Regions from separate parts of the Homo sapiens genome. Here region 1 is linked to region 2. Evidence: chromatin contacts called from ENCODE Hi-C or POLR2A ChIA-PET data. All regions are on one chromosome and are shown on one strand. The core of a region is the stretch at or near the end of the contact, and the rest is flanking DNA. Distances in the headings are between cores, read along the strand shown. Region 1 holds the start of RASA3 (RAS p21 protein activator 3). Region 2 holds the start of CUL4A (cullin 4A).

Region 1 (4,174 bases), core at 862-3,361, 920 kb after region 2:
GAGGGATCCTCCAGGGTGCCTGACCCCCACGCCTGTCGGAAGTGGGGCCGAGTGCCCGCAGGCCGGTGAAGCTGCCTTCTGGGAGACTCAGGGTCTGAGTATCTGGTCTGAGACTCTGGTCTTCCCTCGCCCTCCTGTTCTACTTCCCATGCCTTCTGTAAAGTCCTGCCGTGGCCTGAAGTGTAGCCCTTCCTGGAGTACACAGCGAGCATGCTGTGCCGGCTGTGGGCCCCCCACCCCCGAGCCGCAAAGCCCCAGGCCGCCTCTGCCTGCTGCCTGGAGACCTGGCACTGCCCCACAGGGGCACCCACCTCCAGCCCTCCTGCCCCCGTGACTGAGGAAGCCCAGTGCTTCTCACACTCCTCAGACTCGCTGGCTGAGCCAAGCAGCCTTGGCTGAAGGAAAGAGCAGCAAACTGACCCCCACGGGCCGCGACCTTTCCCCACCCAGGCAAGGCGACCTCAGGCACTTCAGGGAGCGCCAGCTCTGGCTTTCTTGTATGAAAGTGACAGCGGATTTAAACCACATTAACAAAAGAAATCCCTCCTCTCTGGACTACTCAAAGCGGAAGTGCTGCCACATCCTAGCTGCAGCGCTTCTGGGCCAAATATCAAGACAGTGTCTCAGCGATGATCCGCAAACCAAAATAAAGCCGACAGGAAACAGCCCGCTGGTTTAGGGGAGCTGGAATGCCTCCGGCAGCATCAAATGTCATCAACAACTGACACTCAGCCCGTTCCCGGAGGCCTCTTCACACGGGAAGAGGCCGGCTGCGAAGTGCGGCTCAGTGGGGGAGAAGGACCGTGGGGACCGCGACACTGCAGGCCCTGGAAGCCTCTCCAGCCTGAACCGCGCTGTGGTCCAGCACACTCATGGCATGAATATGGAACAGTCACTCCAGGAAACGGTCTTGCTCTGGGGGAGGGGGAGGACTTCCACATCACTCTCCCAAGATAAAACAACCAGGGAAAAGCAGATCCCTCCAGATAAACCAGAAGTCCAGACACAGCCTCCTCTCCGGAAACGCCTCCGGGAGCCCACTTCAGAAGCTGCTGAAGCCCAGAGAAAAACCGCAGCCTCGCAGGCCCTGGTCGCCACCAGCTCGCCCGCCACTTCTCAGTGGAAAGGGACGTGGTGCCGATGGGTCCGGGGTCTCCCCGCCCCGCGGGAGCCCTCAGCCAGAACGCCCCACCAGCACACACGCACACATGCACACACACAAACGCGCGCACACACACGCGCCCACACACAAATACACACGCGCGCACACATGCATCCACACACAAATACGCACCCACACATGCACCCACAAACGCACGCGCACACACACCGCCCACACATGGACACACAAACACAAGCACACACAAACACGCGCGCACGCAGGCACAGACGCGCGCGCACAGCAGCAGCAGCGCGCCGGGGCCTCACGCCCCTGGGGAGAAGCGTGAAGGAGCCTCCACATTCCCCGGAAAGGAAGTTTCTGGGCGCAGCGGAGAAAGGGAGATGCCGAGACCCCGACGTCAGTGGATTTGACACCTGAAGTGCAGGCGCCCAGACAGCCTCAGGCGCGCGCACTCCTGCAAACACGCGGGGCACACGCTCGGGCGCACACGCGGACAGACGTCCCTCGGCGCAGGGACCCCACCTCCTCCGCCGCTACCAGGGACCGGGGCCGCTCCGGGCGCAGAGGAGGCGCAGGGAGCCGCGTTACCCCGGAGCCGACTCGACCCAGCCCGAGGCCCGGGGAGGCGGGGAGGTGGGGAGGGGCCGCGGAGCCGGACCAGCCGTTCTCCGGGGAGCGCGCCGCGCCTGGAGGGCGTCTCCGCCGGGGTCCCCAGCAAGGATCTGCGGAGGGGAGGCGGGCGCGGGAGAGGACAGGGTCGGGCCGGGGGGTCGGACGCGTGGCTGCCGGCGGACACTCACCGATCTTGATCTTCACGCTCTGGAAGACCCGGAGCCCCTCGTCCTCCACCGCCATGCTGCGCGTCCGCGCCCGCCGAGCCTCGCCCCAAGCGCGCGCCGAGCCCGGGCAGCTCAGGCCGAGCAGGAGGAGCGGCGGCGCCGGAGCCCCGAGCGCGGCCGAGGGTCCGCCCGCCTGCAAGACCGCCAGTTGGCCGAGGGCGAGGGCGGGGACCGGGAGGCTCCGCCCGCGGCCCGGCCCCTGCTCCCAACTGGCCCGGGCCCTGCAGGGGCGGGGTTGGCAGGGACGGCGCTGGCGGGTGGCGGAGACCCGGGGGGCGCAGGGATCGGCTTCCCCCGAGGCCTCGGCCCCCGCCCCCGCCCCGCGGATTGGCCGCTGAGCGGAAGGGACCCCAGCGGGCTGCCTGGCGGAAGAGACGAAGGAAGGTCGCCGGCGCGGCCCGGGCCCGCTGAGCGAGGCTGAGCGATTGACTCGCGGACGAACTTTGCCAAGAGAAGTTCACGTACAACGATCTGGCAGGGGAGGAATCCCGCGCCCAGCCCCAGCTCCTGAGATGCGATCCGAAGGCACCTGCTGCAGACGCACGAGGGGGGCGGGGACACATACACGCACACACAGCCCCCCACCCCAGACCTCCGGCATGGGCAGGTCCCCCCCCCAAGTCCCCCTGCAGACCCCAGCATGGGCAGGTCTCCCCCCCCCCAGTCCCCCTGCAGACCCCGGCATGGGCAGGTCTCCCCCCCCCAGTCCCCCTGCAGACCCCGGCATGGGCAGGTCTCCCCCCCCAGTCCCCCTGCAGACCCCGGCATGGGCAGGTCCCCCCCAGTCCCCCTGCAGACCCCGGCATGGGCAGGTCCCCCCCCAGTCCCCCTGCAGACCCCGGCACGGGCAGGTCCCCCCCCAGTCCCCCTGCAGACCCCGGCACCGGCAGGTCTCCCCCACCCAGTCCCCCTGCAGACCCCAGCATGAGCAGGTCCCCCCCCAGTCCCCCTGCAGACCCCAGCATGAGCAGGTCCCCCCCCCAAGTCCCCCTGCAGACCCCAGCATGGGCAGGTCCCCCCCCAGTCCCCTGCAGACCCCGGCATGGGCAGGTCCCCCCCCAGTCCCCCTGCAGACCCCGGCATGGGCAGGTCCCCCCCCCAAGTCCCCCTGCAGACCCCGGCATGGGCAGGTCCCCCCCCAGTTCCCCTGCAGACCCCGGCATGGGCAGGTCCCCCCCCAGTCCCCCTGCAGACCCCGGCATGAGCAGGTCCCCCCCCAGTCCCCCTGCAGACCCCGGCATGAGCAGGTCCCCCCCCCAAGTCCCCCTGCAGACCCCGGCATGGGCAGGTCCCCCCCCAAGTCCCCTTGCAGACCCCAGCATGGGCAGGTCCCCCCCCAAGTCCCCCTGCAGACCCCGGCATGGGCAGGTCCCCCCCCAGTCCCCCTGCAGACCCCAGCATGGGCAGGTACCACCCTTACCTCCCTTTCTTCTGTCTCGAGGTCTCCTCCTCCCTGACCTCCTCTCTGAGGAGTATGTTTGTGTGTGTGTATGAACTGTAGGTGTGTATATGAACTGAGACTACACTCCCTCCTCTATGTTGCAAAACTTCATTGCACCCAGTGCCACACACACACCCTACACATATATACACACATACATATACCACACATACACTACATATACATATACATACACATAGACACCACACACAGACACCACACACATACTACACACGTGTACACACATACATATACACACATATACACACACCCTACATACACACACCACATATACACATGAACACATATGTTCATATACACACAACACAGACAGCACACACATATACTACCCATACACATGCACAGACATACACACTAAACATACATACACACACCTACGTGAACATACACAAACACACACACACTGCATGGAGAGGAACAGGAGCTTCATGAAGATAGAGGCCTATTTTTTTCCACTGCTTACCTTCACTTCCTAAAAAGCAGTTCCATGCGTTGAAAGAATGAATGGCCTTTCTTCCCCTGACTGCTGGGAGCCTGCAGCCACAGGGGCCTCTCTCATCCTCAGCCCTTGCAAGCCTGGTGCTCACTGGGGCAGAACAGGAGGTTAAGGCGGCACCCCTGGTTCCAACCCAGAGCCTCTGCGTCTAGCGCTGGCCCTGGGTGGCGTCTGCAGTGGGTGCTGTGGACGCCATCCACACCCCTGCTTTACGACGGAGACTATGCTTCCGTTTGGAGCCACTGGAAGCAAGC
Region 2 (4,401 bases), core at 457-2,956:
ATATTTCCTATCCCTGTTACCACAGTGCTGGTTCTGAAGACAGGCATAGTTTAGTGGAAAGAATATGCGTTGAATCTTTACAAGTGTCCATCTTTTAACTGTGCTTCTGCTACTTACAAGCTGTTGAACAACATCTGTCAGACGCATGTACCGAGCGATATGAAGTGTGCATTGTGCTCGGAGAGTGAAGGGCGTTAAACGACAGCGAGGACGAGGGGCACGAGCCCGGCCTGCAGCACGGCCACAGCCTCGCGCTTACTCCTCCATCGCCTCCTGGAGTCCCCGAATTCATCCCGCATCCTGCTGGGAAACAGCGTCCATCCGACACAGCACCGCCCACAGCGGGCCCTCGGCGTGGCCCGCAGGCCCTTCGGACCGCCTGGGAGCGCGGCCACACGTGCCAGCAAGTGAGGGCAGCGACCTGGGACCGCCGCGTCTACTTACACCGCGACGACTCCGCGATCCACGGACACCGCCCGGCCCCCACGGCGGCCCTGCAGGGGAGAACTCGGGCCGCCTTCCCGAGTCCCGGCCGCCGCTGTTCGGCTCGCGCGGCTGCCCGCCGGGGACCCGAACGGAAGAAGGGTGGCGAGGCGGGAAAGGAAAAGGCCTGAGGGTCCAAGGCAGGAGGGGACACACGGAACACGCCGAGGGCCAACCACGCCGCCGCGCGCTCCCCGGCTAGGACCCACCTGCTGCAGGTACTGGTTAATGGTAATGTGCGCCATGGGAGCGCCGCCGAACGGAGAGCGCCACCCCCTACGCCTCAAGCGGGCCAGCTGGCGTCACTTCCGGCCCTCGGTCCGTCTGGGTCCTGGCGCCCCCGGCCCCGCCGCGGGTGCGCAGGTTGGTTCCGGAGGGAGAACCTGGGGACCGGCTCGGCGACGCGCTCGGGCTGAGGGGGCCCGGGGTCTTTCTGCCGGGGCCCCGTCCTCTCAGCCGGGACGCCAGCGGCTCTGATTGTGTGTTCGGGCCCGCCCGGGCTGAGGGGTTTGGGGTCCAGTGGCGAGGACAGCCCCACGGCTAAACTGCCTTTCACTGCGCTGACCCTTCGTCTGCCCCTTGTGAAAACCAGGCCGCGGAGGACCCTCCGCGCCTGGCTGGGCCAGGGCCTCGGGGCGCGCGCGCCCGAGGAGGGGGAGGGGGAGGGACATGGCGCGCGCTCCCGAGCTCTCATAAGGTGCCTCCGCCGCGCGCTCCCGAGCCTGCAGGAGTTAGGGCACGTCCCGGCGCGCACCCCTGAGCCCTCGAGGTGGTCTCACGCCCGGGGTGGGGGTGCCGAGCCCTCAGGAGGCGCGCGCCCCGGGGCCCTCAGGAGGGTGTCCCGGCTCCCGATCCCCTCAGGAGGGGTGCCCGCGGCACGCATCCCCGAGCCAGGAGGGGGTGCCCGGAGCCCTGGGGGCAGGGTCTCGGTGCGCCCCCCGGAGCCGGGGGTGAGGGTCCCGATCCCTCAGGACGGGAGTCCCGGCGCGCGCCCTCGAGCCAGGAGGGGGTGTCCGAATCTCTTAGGGGGAGTCCGATCCCTCAGGAGGGATTCCCGGCGCGCGTTCCTAAGCCCTCAGGAGTAGCCGGGCGCGGCGGCGGTTGGGCTCGGGCACGCGGGCGGGGCGGGGCGGGGCGCGCGAGGAGGACGGGGCGGAGGCCGCGCGGACCGGGGCGGGCGGAGCGGAGCTCGGCGGGCGGCGGCGCTCGGGGCGGGGCGCGGCGGTTCCGGCCCAGCCATGGCGGACGAGGCCCCGCGGAAGGGCAGCTTCTCGGCGCTCGTGGGCCGCACCAACGGCCTCACCAAGCCCGCGGCCCTGGCCGCCGCGCCCGCCAAGCCGGGGGGCGCGGGCGGCTCCAAGAAGCTGGTCATCAAGAACTTCCGAGGTGGGTGCGGCGGCCGGGTCGAGGGCCAGGCGCCCCGGGCGGGGACCCCACGAGACCCCGCCCGACTTGGGGGGAAGGCCCCGAGATCCGTGCGGGCCCCGGGAGCGGGGGCGCCGGGGCGCCGGCCGGGTCGGGGGTGGCTACGCGGGGCGCTTCGCGGCGCGCCCTGAGCCGCCCGCTCTCCCTCCGCCCTGCAGACAGACCTCGGCTGCCCGACAACTACACGCAGGACACGTGGCGGAAGCTGCACGAGGCGGTGCGGGCCGTGCAGAGCAGCACCTCCATCAGGTACAACCTCGAGGAGCTCTACCAGGTGAGGCGGCGGCCGGGGCTGGGGACGCCGCTCCTGCCCCGCGTGACGCAGACGCGGCCGGGCGGCCGCTCCGGGTGCCTCGCAGGCTCTCGCCGGGGAGCGGAAAGGCAGGGCGTTTGCCTCCACTGCAGGGCCGGGAGCCCCAGAGGCAACAAGTGGTTTTGTTTATTGCCGTGGTGGAATTTTTGTTTTCAGGCTTAAGCTGCTTAGAACCATATTTAAAGTTATCCCATTACGGAAGAGAAGGAGGTGTGTTTCTAGGAGCCACGTGACTCATATTTTGCAAGTATACGGCAAATTATTTTCTCGTTATATGTAAAACTCATGACTGTGTCACTTGCCACAGTAATAAGAGGGTCTTTTCTCTGTTGTGTTTTGTGATTAATGGTTGCCTTTAAGATATTCAAACAGATTTTGAAAAAATTCAAAATTCAGAAAAAGTGGTTTTGTTCTCTGTTGTGTTTTGTGATTAGTGGTTGCCTTTAAGGTATTCAAACAGATTTGGTAGCATTTAATTCAAAGTGATGGTGTTCCGTTTCTGAAGTAACAAAAAAGTACATTTTACCATACTTGGATATTTTATTTATAAGCGACTTTTTTTCTGGTGTCTTCTTTTTGTAAAGTAACATTCATTCAGTAGTCTAATATCTATATTTTAGGTCACGATGTGTCATACAATTATTTCTATTAAAAGGCTTGAATTAAAAAAACTTTTTTTCTGGATATGCAAGTGACTGCATTGTAAAAATTATAAAAAATACAAAAAAGAAGACTTCAATCACCTATACTCCTACCACCCAAAGAAAACTACTGTTGACAGTTTGGTGTACATACATCCATTCTTTGTCTGAAGTGTAAGTGGATGATGTTTTCTTACCAGCTTTGAGATAGAGTCTACATATAATGTGCACTTCAGGAAGTTTTAACAGATGCATGCAGTTACGTAACCGGCACCACGGTCAAGATGGAATCTTTCTTGGTAGAATGGTAGAATATTGCTACCACCCCCGAAATTGCCATGACCACTTTTGCAGTCAGCCCTCTCCCCTGACTCCTAGCCCTTGGCGGTCCCCCATTTGCTTTCTGTTACTATATTTTGCGATTTCTAGAACCTTATCTAAATGCAGTCATGTATTTCATAGTCTTTTGTATCTGGCTTTCACTTAGGACAGTGCTTTTGAGATTCATGCACAACGCAGTGTGATTGTAATTTATTACCTAGTAGAATGGGTATACCACAGTTGTTTTATCCATTCACCAGTTAATGGACATTTGGGTGTCCATGTTTGGGGTTTTTTGTTTGTTTGTTCTTTGAGACGGAGTTTCACTCTTGTGGCCCAGGCTGGAGTGCCATGGCACGATCTTGGCTCACTGCAACCTCCACCTCGCAGGTTCAAGCGATTCTCCTGCCTCAGCCTCCCGAGTCGCTGGGATTACAGGCACCTGCCACCACGCCTGGCTAATTTTTGTATTTTTAGTAGAGTCGGGGTTTCGCCATGTTGGGCAGGCTGGTCTCAAACTCCTGACCTCAGGTGATCCACCCACCTCGGTCTCTCAAAGTGCTGGGTTTACCAGCATAAGCCACCGCGCCTGGCCTTGGGTTGTTTTAAATAAAGCTGCTGTAAACATTTGTGAATAACCCTTTGTTTGGACATATATTCTTACTCCTCTCAGGTGAGTTCTGCTTACTTCTTTATCTAGAAGTAAGTTCTCAGGGTCATATGGAAAATGTATGTTTAACTTTGTACGGAATTTCTTGTTTTTGCAAGTGACTGCCCCTTTTGCGTCTCTCCCAGCAGTGTATGGGAGCTCCGGTTCCACTCCGCCACCAGCGTGTGCGTCTCTCCCAGCAGTGTATGGGAGCTCCAGTTCCACTCCGCCACCAGCGTGTGGTGTCCTCAGTCTGTAACTTTAGCTGTGCTTGTGGGTGTGTGGTGGAGTGTCATTGTAGTTTTAGTTTGCATTTCCCTCTGATGCTAAGCATCTTTGTATTTACTTGCCATTCTATGTATCTTCGTTGACGAAGTGTCTATTTAAATATTTTGCTCATTTTTATTGGGTTGGTTATTTTCTTATTATTGAGTATTTGAGTTTATTATGTATTCTGGATACAAGTCCTGTATCAGATATTCGCCTTGCAAATACTTTCTGCCTAGTCTTCAACTTGTCTTTTGATTCTCTTAACTGTGCCATTTGAAGAGTAATTGTTTTAAGTTTTC

What was found. A loop is a pair of places that touch in the nucleus more often than their neighbours do. ChIA-PET counts read pairs that join two places held with the same protein, here RNA polymerase II (POLR2A). Pooled maps may share reads with other maps.
Region 1: a pooled map shows a loop between it and region 2 (9-fold over the local background). The contact joins the promoter of RASA3 here to the promoter of CUL4A in region 2. A Hi-C loop is called at or near these places in 2 of 37 single-sample maps with no recorded cell type and 11 of 50 pooled maps. POLR2A ChIA-PET finds 5 or more read pairs at or near these places in 2 of 52 experiments (activated CD4-positive, alpha-beta T cell and activated T-cell).

Annotation. Positions count from the first base shown.
Region 1 is chr13:114,130,512-114,134,685 of GRCh38, forward strand. It overlaps RASA3 (RAS p21 protein activator 3), which reads right to left and starts at 2,112. Exons shown (of 24, transcript NM_007368.4): 1 at 1,924-2,112. The coding sequence starts at 1,978. It overlaps LOC107987192 (a long non-coding RNA gene), which reads right to left and starts at 492. Exons shown (of 2, transcript XR_001750050.2): 1 at 1-492. RefSeq lists enhancers at 1-247, 538-1,037, 1,208-1,835, 4,124-4,174, 4,133-4,174 and silencers at 1,628-2,287, 2,318-2,417.
Region 2 is chr13:113,207,907-113,212,307 of GRCh38, forward strand. It overlaps CUL4A (cullin 4A), which reads left to right and starts at 1,707. Exons shown (of 20, transcript NM_001008895.4): 1 at 1,707-1,869; 2 at 2,067-2,182. The coding sequence starts at 1,722. It overlaps PCID2 (PCI domain containing 2), which reads right to left and starts at 763. Exons shown (of 14, transcript NM_001127202.4): 1 at 693-763. The coding sequence starts at 728. RefSeq lists enhancers at 1-468, 469-1,118 and silencers at 653-942, 1,203-1,472, 1,573-1,902, 1,963-2,202.